Linked DNA regions of Mus musculus: region 1 is linked to region 2. Evidence: chromatin loops called from intact Hi-C (ENCODE). Cell type or tissue: heart. All regions are shown on one strand. Each heading gives the region's core, and the rest is flanking DNA. Links, peaks and the distances in the headings are about the cores only. Region 1 overlaps Hprt (hypoxanthine guanine phosphoribosyl transferase). Region 2 has its middle 37 kb from the start of Fam122b.

What was found. Peaks named below come from ENCODE experiments on the same cell type or tissue, not always from the same donor. Only the 100,000 strongest peaks of a DNase experiment are listed, where the experiment ranks them.
Region 1: it touches region 2 in a loop (9-fold over the local background); 16 of 42 quality-filtered maps call a loop at or near these places.

What each region holds. Positions count from the first base shown.
Region 1 is chrX:53,019,291-53,029,653 of GRCm38, forward strand. It overlaps Hprt (hypoxanthine guanine phosphoribosyl transferase), which reads left to right. Exons shown (of 9, transcript NM_013556.2): 7 at 815-861; 8 at 1,033-1,109; 9 at 1,777-2,370. The coding sequence ends at 1,824. Among named protein-coding and RNA genes, the nearest start is that of Mir450b, 24 kb to the right of the region's middle. In heart, for the core only: CTCF peaks have their summits at 5,195 and 6,385 (motif pointing left); no DNase peak of the experiment used is centred there.
Region 2 is chrX:53,228,108-53,238,470 of GRCm38, forward strand. It overlaps a transcript of Plac1 not described here. Among named protein-coding and RNA genes, the nearest start is that of Fam122b, 37 kb to the right of the region's middle. In heart, for the core only: a CTCF peak has its summit at 5,838 (motif pointing left); no DNase peak of the experiment used is centred there; H3K4me3 peaks cover 702 bases; H3K27ac peaks cover 2,258 bases.

The sequences.
Region 1 (10,363 bases), core at 2,170-7,169, 210 kb before region 2:
CCTTGCATGAGTCAGAGTATCTTGATTGTGGTAGTGATTAGACTAGTCTCTATGTGATTAAAATTGATGAAATCTGTACAAGGCCGCTTAGTTCACCAAGGCCCATGTTCTGGTTCTGATAATCTGCTGAAATACGACACTAGAGACCTTTGTGTGTGATTTTTTTTTTTCTTTTGTGACTTCAGTGAAAACAAAAATAAAAATTTTGAAAGCCATTAACTTTTTTTGGGCGATATTAGGGTTTCAACTCTGGTTGTATGCATATATGACAAGCATTAGATAACTAGCATTTAACTTTGTAGTTTTATATAATTATGTAATCAAACTACATTCATAAATTCATGATTTCTATAAATAATAAAGGTATAAATTTAAAAATAAAACTGCTTAAAACTTACATTTTTAGCAAGAGTCAAGTAGTTGAAAATGTAATTAACTAAAAAATTGAGTGAGTAACTCAGTGGTCGAGTACATTCTTAATGTGATCAAGGCTCTGAGTTCAGTATCCACTGCAAAAAATTCCCATTGGTGAGCCAGTTATTACAAGTCCTGATGAAAGAGCATGTCTTACCTTCTTTAGTTAGGATTCTGCTCTCAGAAGCATCTTACCAGGTTCCAGGTGGTGATCAGTCGGGGGCCTTGACCTTCATGTGACCTCTCTGTGATTTAGTTCTTCTCCCTTTCAGCCTTCCTATGGGTCTGCGAAGCTGTCCTTATTCTGAATGCAGATGATACTACTTAAGAACACTGATGTTTTCTTTGTAATGCTCTGTAGTCTTTCCATATGCCACATGTAATTTTTTGTAATTAACAGCTTGCTGGTGAAAAGGACCTCTCGAAGTGTTGGATACAGGCCAGACTGTAAGTAGATGCCCTTTGGCCAATCATTTATCCATCTTATAACTGAAAAAGTTAACTATGAAATGGCTTAGGGTTACTTTAGAGAACATTTGTGAGGAAGGTACATTTGCAAGAATTAGAATTGAAAGTATTATTTTCTCTAAAGAATAAACTATGATTATTTATTTACAGTTGTTGGATTTGAAATTCCAGACAAGTTTGTTGTTGGATATGCCCTTGACTATAATGAGTACTTCAGGGATTTGAATGTAAGTAATGCTTTTTTTTTTCTCGCTCTCATTTTTCAAAAACCCACATAAAAATTGAGGAAAGGGAAGAATTGTTTTCTCCTTCCAGCACCTCGTAATTTGACCCGACTGATGGTTCCCATTAGTCACATAAAGCTGTAGTCAAGTACAGACGTCCTTAGAACTGGAACTTGGCCAGGCTACGGTGACACTTCTTGCTGGCTGAAGTAGTTGAACAGCTTTAATATACAACAACTGTCTTATTGTTATTTCACATGATATAGTCATAAGTAAGAAATAAACGATTCAGTTTCAATTTTGTAATTGACTCTGCTTCAGATCCCTGCCTCCCATTCTGGAGGCAGGAAGGAGTCTTCTGGGTGAGTTTATAAGCATGGTCCAGGAGCAGTTAGAAAGTCTCCATGGGCAATATTACCTAAAGCGTATTTTTTATTTCACTTACCTGTTTTGATTTCAGCTTTATGTTTCTCAAAGTTACGTACTAAGACAAAGAAAAAGCAAACTAATGGACTATAGTTCTGCTTTGTTTTCAAATTATGTCCTCTTCAAGTTGCTGGTCCAAAATACCTTGTTTGGTAGAAACCCAGACAACGTAGGAGGACCCTTTAATGCTGTTATTACCTCTTTAGAATCCGCTTTTCTAACGAGAATGTCTTTTATTTTATAGCACGTTTGTGTCATTAGTGAAACTGGAAAAGCCAAATACAAAGCCTAAGATGAGCGCAAGTTGAATCTGCAAATACGAGGAGTCCTGTTGATGTTGCCAGTAAAATTAGCAGGTGTTCTAGTCCTGTGGCCATCTGCCTAGTAAAGCTTTTTGCATGAACCTTCTATGAATGTTACTGTTTTATTTTTAGAAATGTCAGTTGCTGCGTCCCCAGACTTTTGATTTGCACTATGAGCCTATAGGCCAGCCTACCCTCTGGTAGATTGTCGCTTATCTTGTAAGAAAAACAAATCTCTTAAATTACCACTTTTAAATAATAATACTGAGATTGTATCTGTAAGAAGGATTTAAAGAGAAGCTATATTAGTTTTTTAATTGGTATTTTAATTTTTATATATTCAGGAGAGAAAGATGTGATTGATATTGTTAATTTAGACGAGTCTGAAGCTCTCGATTTCCTATCAGTAACAGCATCTAAGAGGTTTTGCTCAGTGGAATAAACATGTTTCAGCAGTGTTGGCTGTATTTTCCCACTTTCAGTAAATCGTTGTCAACAGTTCCTTTTAAATGCAAATAAATAAATTCTAAAAATTCGCCACTTTTTGAATTCTTTCGTGTAAAAGTCCTTAAAACTAAGGACTGTCTCTTTAAAGAAATTCTCCATGTCTGTCATTTCTCTACAGATTAATTCAGTACAGTTTTCCATGGGTTCCCCTTTGCTTACGTTTTATAGCTAATTTAATGGTACTCCTCAGCAAGTATTGCAGGTCATGGTTATCTGGTGGAATGGGTTGGTAGAGCGAGGGAAGCGTCTACCTACTGGAAACAGTAAATTACAGACACTCAGCACCATTTCCTAACCTGTCTTCTATTAAAAAGAACATGTTTTCTCCTCGTTTTCTGTGAGGTTGTTCAGACTACAATCTGACCTATAGTTTGTTTTCAGGTATGTCCTGTTACCCTTTTGGTTTGGATAAAGCTTTATTGACCAGAGAACAGTAACAGTAAAACATTGTTTTGTCTTTTGGGAGTAAGAAATATTTGGGACCAAAAGTCCTGTTTGCCCTCTTGTTATCACGAGGTATGAGCTAGCAACCTTGTAGCACAGTGCATATTTACATTCCTTTCAGACTGTGTTCTTATTTCCAGCAGTGAAGTGGGGAACTTTAAATGATAACAAGAACTTGCTGCAGTTAGGCTGGTGAAATGGGTCAGTGGGCAAAGGTTTGCTGCCATCCCTAGGAGCACCTGCATGCTGAAAGGAGAGGACTCCAGAAGTTGTCCCCTCGCCTCCACACACCTACTAAGCTGACAAATAAATGTAATTAAATAAAAAGGTTGCCAAACTCCTCTAACTTCCTAATTTACAAGATATGTTTCCTTCTGTTTTCTCATTTCTTCTGCATAGCCTGGTGGTATTAATGTGAATGCAGTGTCAAGTAACTCCTGAGTCCTTTCCTACCATAAAATAACACCTACCGAGGTCCACCTGGATCCTCTAGTTAACACTTTGCTCGGCCCCCACTGCAGAGCCTTCTTAGTCCTTTCATTCCGTTGCACTATCACCTCTGTTGGGTTGAGCCATGTAAGATGACCATTTTTTTATAGGTAAAGCAATTCCCTACTTGGCTGTTGGCAGTTTGAGGTGATTAAATGAATAGCATGCCATGTAGTTTACATTTGTTTGTTTGTTTGTTTTGGTTTTTTTTGAGACAGGGTTTCTCTGTATAGCCCTGGATGTCCTGGAACTCACTTTGTAGACCAGATTGACCTCAAACTCAGAAATCTGCCTGCCTCTGACTCCCAAGTGCTGGGATTAAAGGTGTGCGCCACCATGCCTGGCTTGTGTTCATTTTTTTTTTTTTTTTTTACTATTTGCCTAACCCCCTGCTAGAATATGAGTTCCATAGGAGGCAAACCACCTTGTTTGTGACAAGGTCTGTCTATTACATACTTCCAGCTGTCCTAGAGCTCACTATGTAAACCATGCTGGCCTCGAACTCACAGCCAGCCATCTGCCTCTACTTTCCTAGTGCTCAAATTAAAGGAGGTGTGCCACCATGCCCAGCAGGCAAAACATTTTTGAACTATCTTTTTGTCTATACTGAGGCAGGGCTCTCTTAATCCAGACTAGCTTCAAACTCAGGACACTTCTGCCTCTGCCTGCCAAGGGTGTGGATTCTAGCTGAGTTGCCATCTGTCATTCACTGGTGTGCATTAGATGAGTTGATCAGTGCCTTAGAAAAATAGGAGCTTAGGGGACTGTCGAGATGGCTCAGCTCATAAAGAGCACTGACTGCTCTTCTGAAGGTCTTGAGTTCAAATTCCAGCAACCACATGGTGGCTCACAACCACCCATAATGAGATCTGACGCCCTCTTCTGGTGCTTCGGAAGACAGCTACAGTGTACTTATGAATAATAATAATCTTTGGGAGTAAGAGAGTGGGGTTGACTGGAGTGGGGAGGGGTGACCAGAGCAAGCAGAGGTCCTAAAAATTCAATTCCCAACAACCACATGAAGGCTCACGACCATCCATACAGCCAAAGTGTACTCACATACATTAAATAAATAAATAAATAAATAAATAAATAAAGCTTTTTAAAAAGAAAAATTAGGAGCTTACATGATGATTGTTGAATGAGTAAGTAGCTAAGAGCTGTGTAGATTCTCTACTCTTTACTTAATTTGGCATCTAATTACTGACATTTACAACCTGGTATTGGGAGTGGTGTTGTCTTTTTCTCTTCCATTTTTGGAGGGGTGCACTCCTTCCATAAAGGGTGTGTGGAGGTCAAAGGACAACTTTGGGGCATAGGTTCTCTTCCTCCCACCTTGTAGGTGTCAGCACGAATTCAGGGCATCAGGCTTGGCAGCAGTGCCTTTACCTGCTGAGCTCTCACCAGCCCACTACTGTTTTCTTTTAATTATTTTTTATTTTTATTATTATTTTTTGTTTGTTTGTTTTGGTTTTTCGAGACAGGGTTTCTCTGCATAGCCCTGGCTGTCCTGGAGCTCACTTTGTAGACCAGGCTGGTCTCGAACTCAGAAATCCACCTGCCTCTGCCTCCCAAGTGCTAGGATTAAAGGCGTGAGCCACCACTGCCCGGCTCCAGTACTGTTTTCTTCATGGGCCTCTCTGAAGCATTCATTAGCTACAATAATGAATGGTGGCTCACAAGCATCTGGAATGGGATCCGATTCCCTCTTGTGGTGTGTCTGAAAAGGGACATAAATAAATCTTTTTTAAAAAGGAAAGAAATAGGGCAGGTGAGATAGGACCTTGACCCGAGATTAAGAGCACTGACTGCTCTTCCAGAGGTCCTGAGTTCAATTCCCAGCAAACACATGGTGGCTCACAACACTCAGCAACCACGTGGTGGCTCACAACACTGAGCAACCACATGGTGGCTCATAACACTCAGCAACCACGTGGTGGCTCACAACCATCTGGAATGGGATTTGATTCCCTCTTGTGGTGTGTCTGAAAAGGGACATAAATAAATCTTTTTTAAAAAGGAAAGAAATAGGGCAGGTGAGATAGGACAGTGACCTGACATGTGACAAATGCCCCCACAACATTAGTTATTACTGGAAAAAAAATGCTTCAAAAGTTATTGTTAAACCATGACAGAACCCAGATTTAGCCCAGATCTGCCTGATACTTGCTACAGTTTATCATGGAGGATTTTTCTGTTTTTAGTATAATGTTTTAGCTGGTTGTCTAAGCCAACCAGAGTGTAGCTAACAGCTGGGAAAGAAAGCTGCATTTATTTAACCTAACTTGAGGGTATGTAATGCTGATAATTTTGTTGAGTTAGAGTTCTCAATAGGCCTAAGTTGGTCTTGAACTGAATTCTTTTTTTTTCCGCCCCCACCCCCACCCACCTCTATCCCTTGAACTGAATTCTGTTGCTGAATGTCTTTGTGCTTTTGATCCTCCTGCCTCCACCTCCCAAATTTTGGAATTTAACCCAGTTTATGTAGTGTTAGAGGTTGTACCGAGGGCTTTGTGCATGTTAGACAGTCTACTTCCTGAGCTATATTACCAACCCCCTGACGATGTCATTTTTAAAAACCAACTTTCCACAAATCAAATATAGTCGGTATGTAAGACAGGGAAAGGGAGTCACTGAGAGGTAGCAGTCATTTTCAGGGTAACAGGAGGGGTAAAATCTGAAAGGAAGCTGTACTTTGCTGTGGCTGTTCAGTATAGGAGCAAAATGCCTACAACTACCCCACCTCAGTCCTCCAGGACTTCATTTTCATTACAGTCCTGCAAAATGGATGCTGAGAAAGAAAACAAAATTGCGTTAAAGTTGTTAGAAGTTGTTAGAGACATAGGAAAGCATATATCCATTTTAGGAATTATAACTGGAGGGTTTTTTTTTTGGGGGGGGCAAGGGAGCAGAAGCCCAGGGAAGAGCATCTCCAACAAGCTAGACTCAGCCACCCACCCCCAATATGCACTAAAAAAAAAAGTCATTGTGAGAAGATTTATTTAGGGGCTGGAGAGATGGCTCAGCGGTTAAGAGCACTGACTGCTCTTCCAGAGGTCCTGAGTTTAATTCCTAGCAACCACATGGTGGCCCACAACACTCAACTACCACATGGTGGCTCACAACCATCTGGAATGGGATCCGATTCCCTCTTCTGGTGTGTCTGAAAAGGGACATAAAATAAATAAATCTTTTTTTAAAAAAGGAAAGAAAAGATTTATTTAATGTTGCAACGTTGAGAGGGATAAAGGGGTCTAGTGACTCCAAGATAATCCAGAGTACCCGCATGAGGTTTAGTTCGAGATAGAAGAAGCTGGGGGAAAATGTAAGAGAGGCATGATTCCGAAGCCCTGACCAAGCCAGGTTTGGTTTTGCAAGATGAGCCCGAGAAACCCTTATCCCTGTCATCGTTTCTCCCTTGAGGGAGTTATCTTGGTTTCTGCAGCTATCACTCTGCTGCAGGGTATGTCGTCATGGATAATTACTCCCACCTGTCCTGCAAGATTCCGCTGTCCCATGATTCCTAGGTAACTCGACCAAAGGTTAAGGATGACTTACCTCTGTCCTTTCAGCCAGACAAAATGGAAGCAGAAATCCCAGGTTTTTAGTAACCTTGGTTGAGTCTAAGTGAGGAGACAATACATTTTTTTTAGATTTATTTATTTTTCTTTTATGTATATGAGTACAGTGTAGCTGTCCTGATGGTTGTGAGCCATCATGTGATTTCTGGGATTTAAACTCAGGGCCTCTGCTTGCTCCAGCCCAAGACTTATTTATTACTATATTTAAGTACACTGTAGCTGTCTTTAGACACACCAGAAGAGGGTGTCAGATCTCATTACGGATGGTTGTGAGCCACCATGTGGTTGCTGGGATTTGAACTCAGGACCTTCAGAAGAGCAGTCAGTGCTCTTAACTGCTGAGTCATCTCGACAGTCCCCGAGATAATGTGTTTTAACAGAAACATCTAAGCACGTATTTCAAGAATATTGCTGCCTAAGAATGTGTTGCTGGTCTGTTACATAAAAGCTTTTGCACTTCTCCTTTACAGATTCTTAGAATCATCTGTAAATATTGGTAGGTCCCTATTTTAATTCTCTATGGAGAGGATTTATAGATGTTAACTGTGTTACCATTAAGCTTGTAAGGTTAACCAAGTGGTGTCCTTCCCTGCATTCAAGATTCTAGAAACATTTTTCTCTGTTCCATGTGTTGGGGAATACAAGCTAGATTAATTCTAGTTAGAGAAACAGACATTTTTTAAATATTATTTTGTTTTTATTTTTGCAACAGGGCTTCTTCTGGCCAGACTGATATTACAGATGTGTATCTGCTACCAAAACCAGGCTTAAAAATCAGACTGAACCCAAGGCCTTCTTACACATGCTAGCCAAGTTCTCTACCATTAAGCTACTCCAGCTCAAAGACAACTTGTGCTGTGAAGGAACCAGGAGAGGCAGGCCTTGTTCTTAGGTGATTAGGGAAGGTGATGGCACTGGGAAGGTGGAGATAGAAGGATACACCAGAAGAGTACATCAGATCTCATTACAGATGGCCGTGAGCCACCATGTGGTTGCTGGGAATTGAACTCAGGACCTATGGCAGAGCAGTCAATGCTCTTAACCACTGAGCCATCTCTCCAGCCCCAGAAATTCAAAAGCTATCCTCAGCTACATAAGAAGTTCCAGATCAGGATGGTCTATGTGAAACCCTATCTCAAGAAACCAAGGAAACAACAAATCCTTTAGTTGGAGCTAGAAGTGATGGTGAGTGAGTACTGTTTATTTCAGCTACTCACAAGGCAAGGGCAGGAGGATCATGACCCCAGGTGTTCAAAGCCAGCCTGGGCAATGTAGCAAGGAGCAATTTCAAAGACAAGAACTAAAAGGAAAGGCAAAAAATTATATGCTTTAGTTAAAGTGAGTTTCTCTTCTGCTGGAATCCTTTGTGGGACTCAGTTTTACTAAAAAAATAAAATAAAATAAAATAAAATAAAATAAAATAAAAAAGCCAAGTCCTTTAGTGATGGAGAAACTATTCCTCATTATGACAACCTGACCTGGTCATGTCCAAGCAGGCTCTGGGATCTCTGAGCTGGCCCCCAAATTACTTCAAGCCCTGGGACTGCCATAAATGCCTCCCAGCTGACCTCTAGCTCCTCGTTTCAGTGCCTTAACTCCTCACCCTGTACTTGAAGTCATTTGTGATTCACTTCACATGAAAAGCATGCATGTATACCTTATTCATATAGAGGTCAGAAGACAGCCTGCAACAGTTGGTTCTCTTCTACCATGAGGGTCCTAGAATGGAAGCCAGGTTCTTAGGCGTGGTGGCAAGTATCCTTGACTACTGAGCTAGCGTTCCAGCCCTATTTTTGTTTATTTTTACTATTTTTCAAATTTTTATTCATTTATTTTACTTTTGAGAGGAAGATGATCTTTTCCAAGTATAAATCATATCACTTCCTTCGCACTTCAGAAAACAAACTGCTCTGTGGCCTACAAACCCACATATAAGTTAGCCCCTGCTCACTTCTCTCTTTTATCCCTCATTACTCCTTCGCCTCCACCACAGCATCATTCTACCAGTCCCCAAACCTGTCTCAGCATCCTGCTTTCCCCTGCCCCTTCACCCTAACATTCCTTCTCACCACTCAGCAGAATGGCTGCTTCATTGGTCACCTTGGTGAACCCTGCCCTGACCACTGGAACCACCTCAACATCACATTCCATTATAGTTCTTAGCATTATCAGAGCCAAGCCGTCCTACAAAGCAACACCTACAAAGGCTAGCTTGGGCTCATCATAGATTTGCCTGAAAAAGAAAAAGGCCCAAGTGAATACAGAGACTTTTGGGGGTTTGTTTTGTGTTGTTTGTTTTTTACTTAGACCATGGAAACCAGCATGGTGTCAGCTCCCCAGATCCCAGGTCCCACAGGATTGCTCAGACAGTGGGTTGCTGTCACGGGAGGTCAGTTCCAGATTCCAGCCTAATGATTTTATGACCTGCAGCTGTACTCTTATTGGGGAGGCAAGGTCAAAAGTCCCATGCCTTTCCAGAACCCAGGAGGCAGCCTCCACAAGATAGGGAGGTGGGTGAAAAAACAGCCTTGGGACAACTCACAAGACTGTTCAGGGGAGGCTCTGGGGGGCATTTCTTCAAGACAGGGAAAGCTGAAGTTATCCTTGCCGATATGTGTAGAGAGGTGTTCCTGACACCACCTTCTATATACCTTAAATCATCTTTATATTACCAGTAATATATAGCACTATATGAAAGTTATGTAAAAAGTTGTTAGACTGTATTGTTGAGGGAATGAAACACAAAATCCTGTTCAATATGGATCTGATTTTGTTTTTCAAAAATTTACAATCTCAGGCTGGTTGAATCCAAACATTCGGAACCCACAGGTACAGAGGGAAAACATTTTTGGGGGGTTGAGGGTGAAAGAACCCCTAATTGTTGGTTACTGAGAGTAGTTAATATTTTTTACCATTATTATATGTCTGTTAGACAGTAGAACTGCTTTGATAAGAACTTTTGTTTTTTTTCTTTCATCTCAACTTTACAGATAATGAAATGCAGGTCCAGAGAGGGTTGAAGATTTTCCCAGATCACGCAGCTAGTAAATATCAGATAAGGAATTTAAACAGAGGCAATTTTATTCCAGAATCTTTCTGAGTAATGCACTGTCATTTAAGCCAAATTTTCTGTAGAAATGAATACACTAACAATAGAGGAAATGCATTAAGCTGATTGCAGGTAATAATCAGAAATTACTTAGATATCATACATGGCTTTTGGAGGGCCCGGCTGAACTTTAAGCATGCCTTTTGACTTTCTGTGGCATTAGTCAGTATTTTCAAAGGCTTATAGACCTTTTTACCAATGGGCTCTTCACATTTTTCTTCTGGCCTATTTTACAATCTTGTGGGCAGCTTCAGACAAAATAACTTTTTCGTATGGAGGATTATGGGTGCTCTTTGCCATTTGTAAATGTGAATTTTATAGACACCCCCAGCCACTTGAAAGAGAAATGCTTTTAATTTTTTTTATGATGATTTGTAACCTCAAGTGTTTCTGATAAAC
Region 2 (10,363 bases), core at 2,742-7,741:
TTTTAACTTCATATTTGAAAACTTCATTTACTTGTGGCCCCTGTAGCTACTAAGGCAGCTTGACTTTTTTTTTTCTTCTTCTTCTTCTTTTTTTTTTTGTTGTGTGTGTTATCAGGGCTTAAATGGAGAAACCTTGATATTTTATAGCAGATTGCATTTTTTTCTCCTTTCAAATTATTGTCTTGTTATTTTGTGTGTGTACACATGCTTATGTGTGTGTTAGTGATTTTTCTATTAGTGTGATCAATACGACATACAGAAGAAAGAATTTATCAGGCTTCCAACTTCAGAGGGTTAAATCTATGACCATCATAGTGGGGAGTGTGACAGAGGATAGGCAGGCATGGTGCTGGAGCGGTACTGAGAGCTACACTCTGATTCATAAACATTAGGCATAGAGAGTGCTAGCTGAGAATGGCCTAGGTTTTTGAAATCTTTAAGTCCACCCCCTAGTGACACAACAAGGACACATCCCCTAATCCTTCCTAAACAGTTCCACGTACTAGGGATCAAACATTCAAATATATCAGTCTATGGGGTCATTATCACGCAAAGCACCACAGCGTGTGTATGTATGGGCAGACATGCATGTGCAAATAGCACATGCAGAGATTAGACTTTAGAGAGAGTTTGTTCCTTCCACTGTGGGATCTAGGGTTTGAACTGAAGTCAAGCTGTCAATCTTGCATGGCAAGCACTTTTTACCAATGGAGCCATCCTGCTGCTCTGGACTGCTTTTCTTTATGCATAAAATGACTGGCAAGAAAGGAAATGACTTAGGTCTGATATTGGCAAGTTAAGGAGCCAACATTTGTTTTATTTCGCTTAAAGCCTTGGCTGGGATGATAAAGAATGGAGAGACCATGATGCTCTGTTCTGACCACCAGGCTATAATAAATGAGATGTGTGCTCAGTTTTAATCTCATATTGGAGGAAATGTTCTAATAAGGATTACTCATAATGGGCTTTTGACACATTTTTGCCACTTCCAAAAGTATGAGGACACAAAGAAAATGAGAAGCAAAGCCTAACAGGAAAGCCTAATTAAAAGACTTTTTCCTCTATTTAAAAATATGAAACTGAGTCAGGCTTAGTGGTATGAACATAAATTTCAGATACTCAAGAGGGTGAGACAGGAGGACTGAAACTCATGGCCCACATGGACAACACAGAATGAATTCAAGAATGAATTAAACTGTACAAGTCAGTTTAGTGAGACCCTGTCCCAAGATCAGAAGAGGGCTGGGGATGTAGTCATTGACAGTATACTTGCCTAGCACGTGTATGACACTATGTAGAGAAAACAAGAGAAAGACTGAAGAAATGTTTCTGCTTTAAAAAAAGAAAGTGTTTTAAACTTCTGTATAATTCCTAGGCTTCAAGAAGACCTCCTTTAAAGTTCATAATTTTTAGAAACACAGAAAATTCTATCTAATCAGTTTCTATATGCTCATCACTTTATTTTTCTTCTTCTGTACCAAAGTATCCATTTTGTTAAAAAGTTTCTCTTGACCTTGTCTCCCATCCCAAGAACATCTACAAAGGATACTTTTTAAATAGGAATGGATTTGCACTACACTATACTACAATACTGTACTTCTTGTGTCTATGTGGAAACCCTTAGCAGCTCTAGTCCCATCATCAGAGATAGGTGGTGAGCAGCCCTAAAGCTTTGATAATAAGAGGTGAGCAAGCAATGGAATCTGCCAGGTCACCTTACCTTGACCCCGTCAAGGATTAGATTTACCAGAAATAAACAAAATTAGCTAGGACATGTTTAATTATAAAACGCAGCTCTTGGAATACACTTGAGGAAAACTTTCTAGGATTAAACTACACAACAACCCCCCTTTATATATCCTTTATTTTTTTTTCTTATTTCATAAGAAACTTTCTCTGGAATAAGCACCCAATTGGCCTCATGTACATTTGAGTCATGTTGGGCCATTTCAACCACCAGCTCATGCTGCCAACTTAACATTTATTTCCATCACTGTCCTGTCATTCTTCATATTGTGAATAGCCTAATTTTCCTCCTCAGCCCCAACTCAGTCGTCTTCCTCAGAACTTGACAATTAGATTGATGAAAATTTGAAACTGTGGTCAGGATCCCCGCCCCCCAACAATGAGCAGTCTTTGAACACATCCCATCAGGTAAAGATGTTTTTTTACATTGTATTGCTTGTGTATGGTTGGAAGAAAATGCATGTGTCATGGTCTCTGTGCGGAGGTCAGAGGAACATTTAATAGGGTCTGTTCTGTCCTACCTTTATGTAAGTTCTAGGGACCTAAGTCACGTCATGAGACTTCCACTGCAAGTGCTTTGCCCACTGGTCTTGCTGGTCTCAGATGATTTTTTTCCTGAATATTGTTTCTTCCCAGTCTGCGCTAGAATCTCTCCGTTCCTACTTTCTTCCATTTTTATCCTTTCTCTTATTTATCCTACATGGTAAATTTATGTGGCTATTTAAGTGGAATGAAATTAAAATGAATCTGATGTATAAGTTCAGTTTTGTTATTGTGTTAGCCACATTTCAAGTTTTCAATAACCCTGGCTACTGAATGGGATATCATAAACTTAGCACACTATTATCACCACAGAAAATTCTACTAAACAACATTGCTTGGTAGGGTTCCCTGACTTCTTTCTTATGTCATAGATTACTGATCTCAGGAAGACAGCTATCTTTTTATCCAACAGCAGTAAGAGCCATTACACAGGGACTCTCCTACCCTTCTAGTCACCAGAGCCTTAGGATACCACCAAAGTTTTAGAATAAATGCCACTTTCCTTTCTTGGTCTTGCAGGATCTTTCTAGTCTGCAAAATTAATGTGACTAAGACTTCCGCAGCATCCTTCTTCAATCATCACCCTCCAAAAATGTCTTTTCTCTGGTCTGTTCCTCCCACCCCGTGACTCTTTAACGTCACAAATGCTAAAGAAGTGCTGGTTAAATAAGGCAATATATTTGCTAGAAGCTTTCCTCCTATCTTTCCTCCATTTTCATGGTCTAGTCTTCTGCTCTTCAGCCAACCTTCTTGTGAGCTCACCTCTCCATTGACTATCTGCTCATGAATATGGGTTATTGCTGTCCTATTCAGCAGAGGTAAGATATGAAAGCAGCCTAGATAGCGACAAACACATGAAAGACTAACAAAAAACGTTTCACATATATATATGTATACACACACACACACACACACACACACACACATATATATATATATATATATATATATATATATATATATATATATACACCATAAAGAAAAAATAAAACTGATTTTCTTTTTTATCCGCAGGATCTAATGCCTTCCTCTGACCTCTGCAGTCACCAGGCACACACATGGTGTGGTGCACACACATGGTGTTGTGCACACACATACATACAGGTAAATATAAACATAAAAATGTCCTAAACTCTTTCTCAAGAATTAAAAAAAAAAGAATAAACCTTTAAAAACAAACATACAAAACGGAGTCTCAATCTTCCCATTTAAGTGACTAATTCTCGCCTATATGACTGACGTTACAGGAAAAGCGCCACGAGTAAATGTTTACATTATCCATGAACGGCGCCAGTGATCCAGTAAAATGTGTCTCCGCACCCCAGTTAGCTCTGCTCTTGCACCACTATGGGGGGACATCTAACTCTGAGAAAGTAGTCTGTCCTTTCTTTGGAAGCTGTGTGGAGAACTGAGGCTGTGGAGTGACTGAGAGAAAACCTGCAAACGCAAAGGCACGGGACATCCCTAGTCAAAGGAAGAGAACTACGTTGCCCTACCAGAGTCCTTTCTTCAGACTCTCTCAGGACGGCTTGGAAATTCCTCCCCCTTTCCCTGTTTCTCCCTTTTTGAAGGAACAGGGGATGGGTTAACAGCGTCTCTGTTGCTTCTTTCTAGAGACCCCCACAATTGCTGCAGATCGTAATGGAACACCGGTCACTCCCACCAGGACAATACCATGCCAGAAACCTGGAGCAAATTAGACGTGGGTGTTAGATGAAGAAAGCTGACAGGGCAGCACTAGTTCCCTTCTCAAAATGCACACAGAATGTCCACGGCAGCCTTCCAGAGCGCCGGATGGCGAGAGCTAACTGATAGGGAAGGCAGCGGCTTTTCCTGCCTTTTGCCTCCCTGCCGCTAGCTTTCAGTACACACACATCGCTGTGCTGATTACAAAGCTAAGCACATGGTGACTTCGGAATATACAGCTTCTTCGGCTTTGTGAAAATAAAAGAAATGCTGACAATGTGGGATAAGATCCTTGATTTCTCACATGCAACTAAAAGACCAGCAGTCCCTGACCAAATAAATGTTCTTAAAGTGTAAATTCAATATTCAAACCCATAAGTGACATTAAGAACACTGGAGAATAATAAAAAAAATAAAACCAACATCGGGGGAAATTTGCATTGAACACTTGTGGGATGTTGGATACTTTGTGATTTTTTTTTTATAGCTGCAAGGTCAAGGTAGTTTTTCACAGTGATTTGTACAGTTTGCTTATAAAAGAAAAACAGATTTAAGAGAGCGTTCAGCTATGTACAAAATAATCAAAGTTATAAAAATAACTCCCCAAATGAACCCTGACTGGACAATTTAGATGAAAATTCTATAAAAGGCAGATTGCTTGGGCCGGCAACATAGCTTTTGGTGTGCTGGAAGAAAATCAGTAGATGAAGAAACTTCTTTTACAAATATAAAAGAAAGAAAAAAAAATAGAAGAAAGGAAAGGAGGAAGGCTTCCTGCTTCACACCTGTGACCCCAGCCTGCAGGCAGGGTGACCTTCATGAGTGATCTTCAAGGGCAACCTGGACTACATCGGTTTTTGATACTGTCGTCCTGAGCTACAGAGTGAGAGACTGTTTCAAAACTAACTGACTAAATTATAAATCAAAATGCAGTAAAGGAAAAATGAAAAAGAAATGGAAAAATCAATAAGTTGATTAAAAAAAAAAAGAAACCCTTCCACCTTCTACCAAACAGATTTTGTTGTTAGGTAAACATAAGATAGTGACAACTTATGTACATATATATGCACACACACTCATATATATGTGTGTATATTATATATAATTATAATTAAGAGAAAGCTTATGAGCTTATAAAGCAGATGGTAGATTTGTGTCACAGCCTGGAAATGAATGGTTCTTTTGATGTAAGTGTATCTGACAGTTTCCTAGCTAAATACATGCTCTGGCCACACAGGTCTCAAAGATGGATAGAATGGAGAATCCTGCAGGACAGAAAAGACGAGCCACAAGCGTTGGCAACACTGATATTCTTTTACAGTGAGGATTTGAATTTTCAGCTTTGTGCTTAAACATGTTTTACCAGCAGAAAGTAAACCAACCCGGCTCATAATGCAACATTGGGCTGGCCATCTGGTTTGGAGTCAAGTTTAATAAACCCAGAGACATTAAATCTACTTGTCTAGCACTACAACTAATCAAAGAAAGACTGGTCAAAGCATCAGGGGTGGGAACAAGAGGACATTATTTGTGAATTGTGTAACTAGAGTTTCCATTCCTGTTTAACTTTTGAGAGAGAGAGACAGAGAGAGAGAGACAGAGAGACAGAGAAGGAAAGTAAGCGAGTGTGGGGGGAGGGAGGGAAGGGAGAGGGAGGGAGGGGAGAGGGAGAGGGGAGGGAGAGGGAGAGGGAAAGGTTGATTGATTTCAGGCATATAAGGGTCCTTGCAGCTCATATTTCTCATCCACAAGGAACTGGTGTTTGTTTAATAAGCAACTGGTTCACAACTGGGCTTCAACCGTCTGACCACATCCTGGAACATGCTGTTGAATCACACTCAGACCCACACTGACATCTGCAGGTAATTGAAACAGGGCTTTCCAGGACTGGATTCGAGACTCTGGATCCTCACTCGGGCCTTTTAGCTCATCACAGTAGGGTGCTAACCCATAAAACTTCAATATCCTGGATGGCAATGAGTTCCTTTCAAACATATTCTCAGTACTGAAGTGCTTTCATACAACAAATTAATGCAGCATATAGAAAATATGCTTGATTTTGCAGCAAAGGCCACAGACAGAGCGGTTTCCACCTGGTATAAGTCCAGCAATTTTTATTTTCACTGTACACATTTCCCCCCTTTTCACACAGTCTCCAAGTGGCACCCAGTACTTTCTCAGTACCTTATAGAAAGATTACTCCCCAAAATCTAAACTCAAGTTCGTAGTTATCCTAAGTTCACATCTATCAAAGAGTTTACACACACACACACACACACACACACACACACACCCCACAATTTACTGTAATAAATCTCTGCTAATCAGCATGCTTCTTTATATATTTCATCAAAACTCTAAACCATCTATAAAAATAGGAAGAAAACAGAACTGTGGCAAAAGTCAAGCTGCTCCATTCTGCCTAAGCATTCAGTTGTTCTGTAATGCCTTTTAAGCTGGCAAAAAGGACAAAGTAATGTTTTATTGGGTCAATTTATAATTATAATTTATAATTACTGTGTTAGCAACAATAGGATCTGTTAGCAAGGGGCTTCTTTTACAATGACTATTTTAGAGAAAGCCTGTTTTTCCAGGCTTATAAAATCAAGTGACTCATTCAACTTCTGAGGCAAAAATCAACATATAAAGAAGGCCTTATTCTACACATCGAAAACACGTTATAAAAACAACTGCATCAAGGATTTCTAGTGGTAAGAAACCAAAAAAACAAGGTTAACTGGGTGTGGTTGTGTACACCCTTAAGGCCAGCAGTCAGGAGGTAGATGCGGGAAGGGTGTGAGTATAAGGCTATCGAAGGCTGTATAAAAATAACAAACCAAGTTAAAAAAATTCTAAAGGGTGAGCATGGGAGTCCACACCTTTAATCCTAACACTTAAATGACACAGTTATCTGTGAGTTTGAGGCCAGCCTGATCTACAAAAGTGAATTCCAGGCCAGCCAGGGTGATACAGTAAGACCTTGTCTCAAAAAAAAAAAAGATTTTAAAAAGAAAGAAAAAGAAAAGGAGGGAGAGAGAAGGAGGAAATGAAAAAAAAAAACCCAAAACAAAACCACGAGGGTAATTGCTAGCTTGAGGGCTCATTAATACATTCCATCAACAGGCGCTCATAAATAGACAGTTGCCAAATTTTGCAACGTGTTCCATTGCAAACATTTATTGATATTTTTTTTTTTTGGTGCCCAGAATGTTTTTTCTTAAAGAAATGGAGTTCTAGCAGTTAGAGTTGCAAGTTAATTAGCGAAAGTCTAGATACTGTATGTCTGCCGTGAGAGGGTGGAAGCAGTTGCGGCAGTAAGAGGAAACATATGTTGGAATGATTTTTAGCCCTGGTTAGTTCTCAGTGTTCTAGTTTTGCTCCATGAGGACACCATTACAGAAAGATAAGAAAGCAGGGCATTTCAAAGCACTTTATATGCTAGTGTCTGATTTCACTTGAGAATTTCCAAGCTTTCTTACTTTTGATGACGGCACATGGTTTATGCACATCGGCACTGCTGAAGGTTTTATTTAACAAATGGAAACATAAATTTGGGAGAAAAGATAGAAAGGAGATACTGGCACGGAAAGAGCAAGAACTGAAAGTGGGGAGAGCTGGAGAAAATATGCATTTAGATCTCATGCCTCACCCCCATGTTGTTCACTCTTTTTCTTTCAACTAGCATGTGGTGAGCTGTGTTAGTGAGTATGAGGACCAAGTCATTCTATCATTTATTAATTTAATAAATGCTAGTAGAGTATTAACATTATACATAGAGTAAAGGATAGCAACCTGAACAAGACAGCCTCGATCATTACGCTCACAGACATGAAACAGATAGCAGCATTCTAAGCAAGGAGTTCAGGTCTGTCTCTGGCTATTTGGGGTTGAAGGCTTCAAAACAACAAAACAATAACAAGGCAAAAGAAAAACAAGCAAATAAACATAAATTAATACCTGTAATCCCAGGTACTTATGGGGTTGAAGCCGAAGGATCACCCGAAACAGAGTCAAGACCAGCATGGTCTATATAGTGAAATCTAAATCAGCTAGGGCTACAATGTAAAAAATCTCTGTCTCTCTGTCTCTCTCTCTCTCTCTGTCTCTTTCTCTCTCTGAGTGTGCGCGTGTGCGTGTGCGTGTGCGTGTGTGTGTGTGTGTGTGTGTGTATTTTAAAATTTGAGGACCAGTCTAGGCTACAAAGCAAACCTATATCTTCAAAACAAATAAAAATAAATCAGGGATGGAGGAGCCAGGCCTGGTAGCACAATCCTGTAATGTAAGCACTTGGGAAGTGAAGATAAATGGATCGGGAGTTCAAGGCCAGCTTTAGCTACATAGTTTGAGGACAATTGGGGCTACACAATGTCCTGTCTAAACCTACCCCGCCCACACACACACACAGAGGGCAGAGAAAAAGAAAAGAGCGAGTGTAAGTGTCATAAAAGACGAAGCCAGATCTCGGATTGCCTCCTGGCATCACAATAACTCCTTTCCACTAGATGGCTGAAGGTAACAGACAGAGGAGCCTGATAATACTGGCTGGAACCAGGACAGAGCAACTGGTCTCTAAGTGACTTAACTGATAAGTTAACGTCAGTCGAGCTGGGCCCTGAACAAAAGAACCATCCAGCTTACACACAGAGCACCGTGGAAAACAAACAATTGTTATTTAAGTCTCTCACAGTTTTAAGGGGGAGGGGGGTAATGTAGGCTATTTTATAATAGCTCATACAAGCTGTGCATGGTAGATCAGTCCTGTAATCCTAGTGTTTGGAAAGTTGAGACAGCAGGACTTTTTTAATGAATTTTTTTTTTACTGTGTATCATTTAAAAAGTCTGTTCTTCCATTATGACCACTTGAGAGATTTGTACTTCTTTTTTCACCATAATTTTTTATTGATCATTTAGAAACTTCACATAATGTACCCCAATCACACTCACTGTTCAGTCCTTCCAGACTTGCCTACCTCCCCTGTTCCCCCCACCCACCCTAACACCAGAAAAAGAAGAAGAAGAAAAAAAACAAGACCAATTTGTGTTGCCTACATACTCACTAGAGTATGGTCAAGTTCCCAGTGGTCAGCCCCTCAGAGAAAACTGAGTCCTTCCCAACCCCCACTCTGCCATCAACTATGAAGCCGTTCCACCCTGACTGGTCTCTTCTGATCTCAGAAGCTAATTGGGTCGGTCAGGCAGGCTTAGTGCTTGGATGGGAGACAACGGGATTTTTCAGAGGCCAGCCTGAGCCACATTGCAGGCCATATGAGGCTACACAGAGAGATTCTCTTTCAAAAATAATGTTTCCCTCTATGCCCAAATAAATATGCTACTTATTGTGTAAAATTTTGGGGGGAGAAAAAGAAAATGTGGAATTTTTTTTTGTACATGCATACTTTCTCTGCCAGTATACACAAGAAATGGAAACCAATTGCTTCTGGGGGTAAAGGAGCTAAAGTAGATTGGGAACGTGGCAGGGAATTCATTTAGAATTGAGAATTTAGAAGCATCCGAATACATTTACTATGAATGAATGATATCTATTCTTTATACTGGGGTCTTTCTAGAACCCTCGAATAATATCTAGGGGAAACTAGGAAATCATAAACTGGTATAATCTTTGTAGTTTGAAGGCATGGCTTAAGCAATGCCTATAAAAATATGCAAATACATATGCAATTCACAGACTATCCCTGGAAGAATCTGCCAGAAGCTGTTAGCATTGGTTGCTTCTGAGGAGAGATATATTATACCCTTTTCCCTATATACCCTTTTCACAGTTTGATTTTAATTTTAAATTTTAAATATGATGTTTTATTAATTCATTGAGAATTTCATGCATGCAAACAATGTATCTCGATCATATTCCCCTCCACTCAGCCCCTTAAACTCCTTTCAAATTTACCTTCCCACACTATTCACATCCAACTTTGTGCCCCCCCCTTTTTTTTTTGTAACCCACTAAGGTCCAATTTGTGCTGCCCATGTGTGTCTCTGAGTGTGAGCTGTTGATTGGAGTGCAGTCGACCTATTAGGAGCCACACCCTTAAAGAATACCAAGTCTCCCTCCCCTAGAAGCCATCAATTGTCAGTAGAACCTTGACTAGAGGCAGGGGGCGCTCATGAGCCCCATCCCTGCAGAAAGCTCACTGTTGTTTTTCTGCAAGTTTTGTGCAGCCAAGCACAGGGAATTTTAAATACATACTGAACTTGTGTTGTCTTTCTGAAGGGAAACTAAGTGAAAATGCATGCCCTTTGAAGTACCTCTAAGAATCTCACCTAGACATGTTAGTACACAGTTGTAATCTCAGATACTCAACAGGCTGACGCAGGAGAATCAGAAGTTGGGAGTCCAACCTCTGACACACAGTGAGAATCCTTGCCTCCC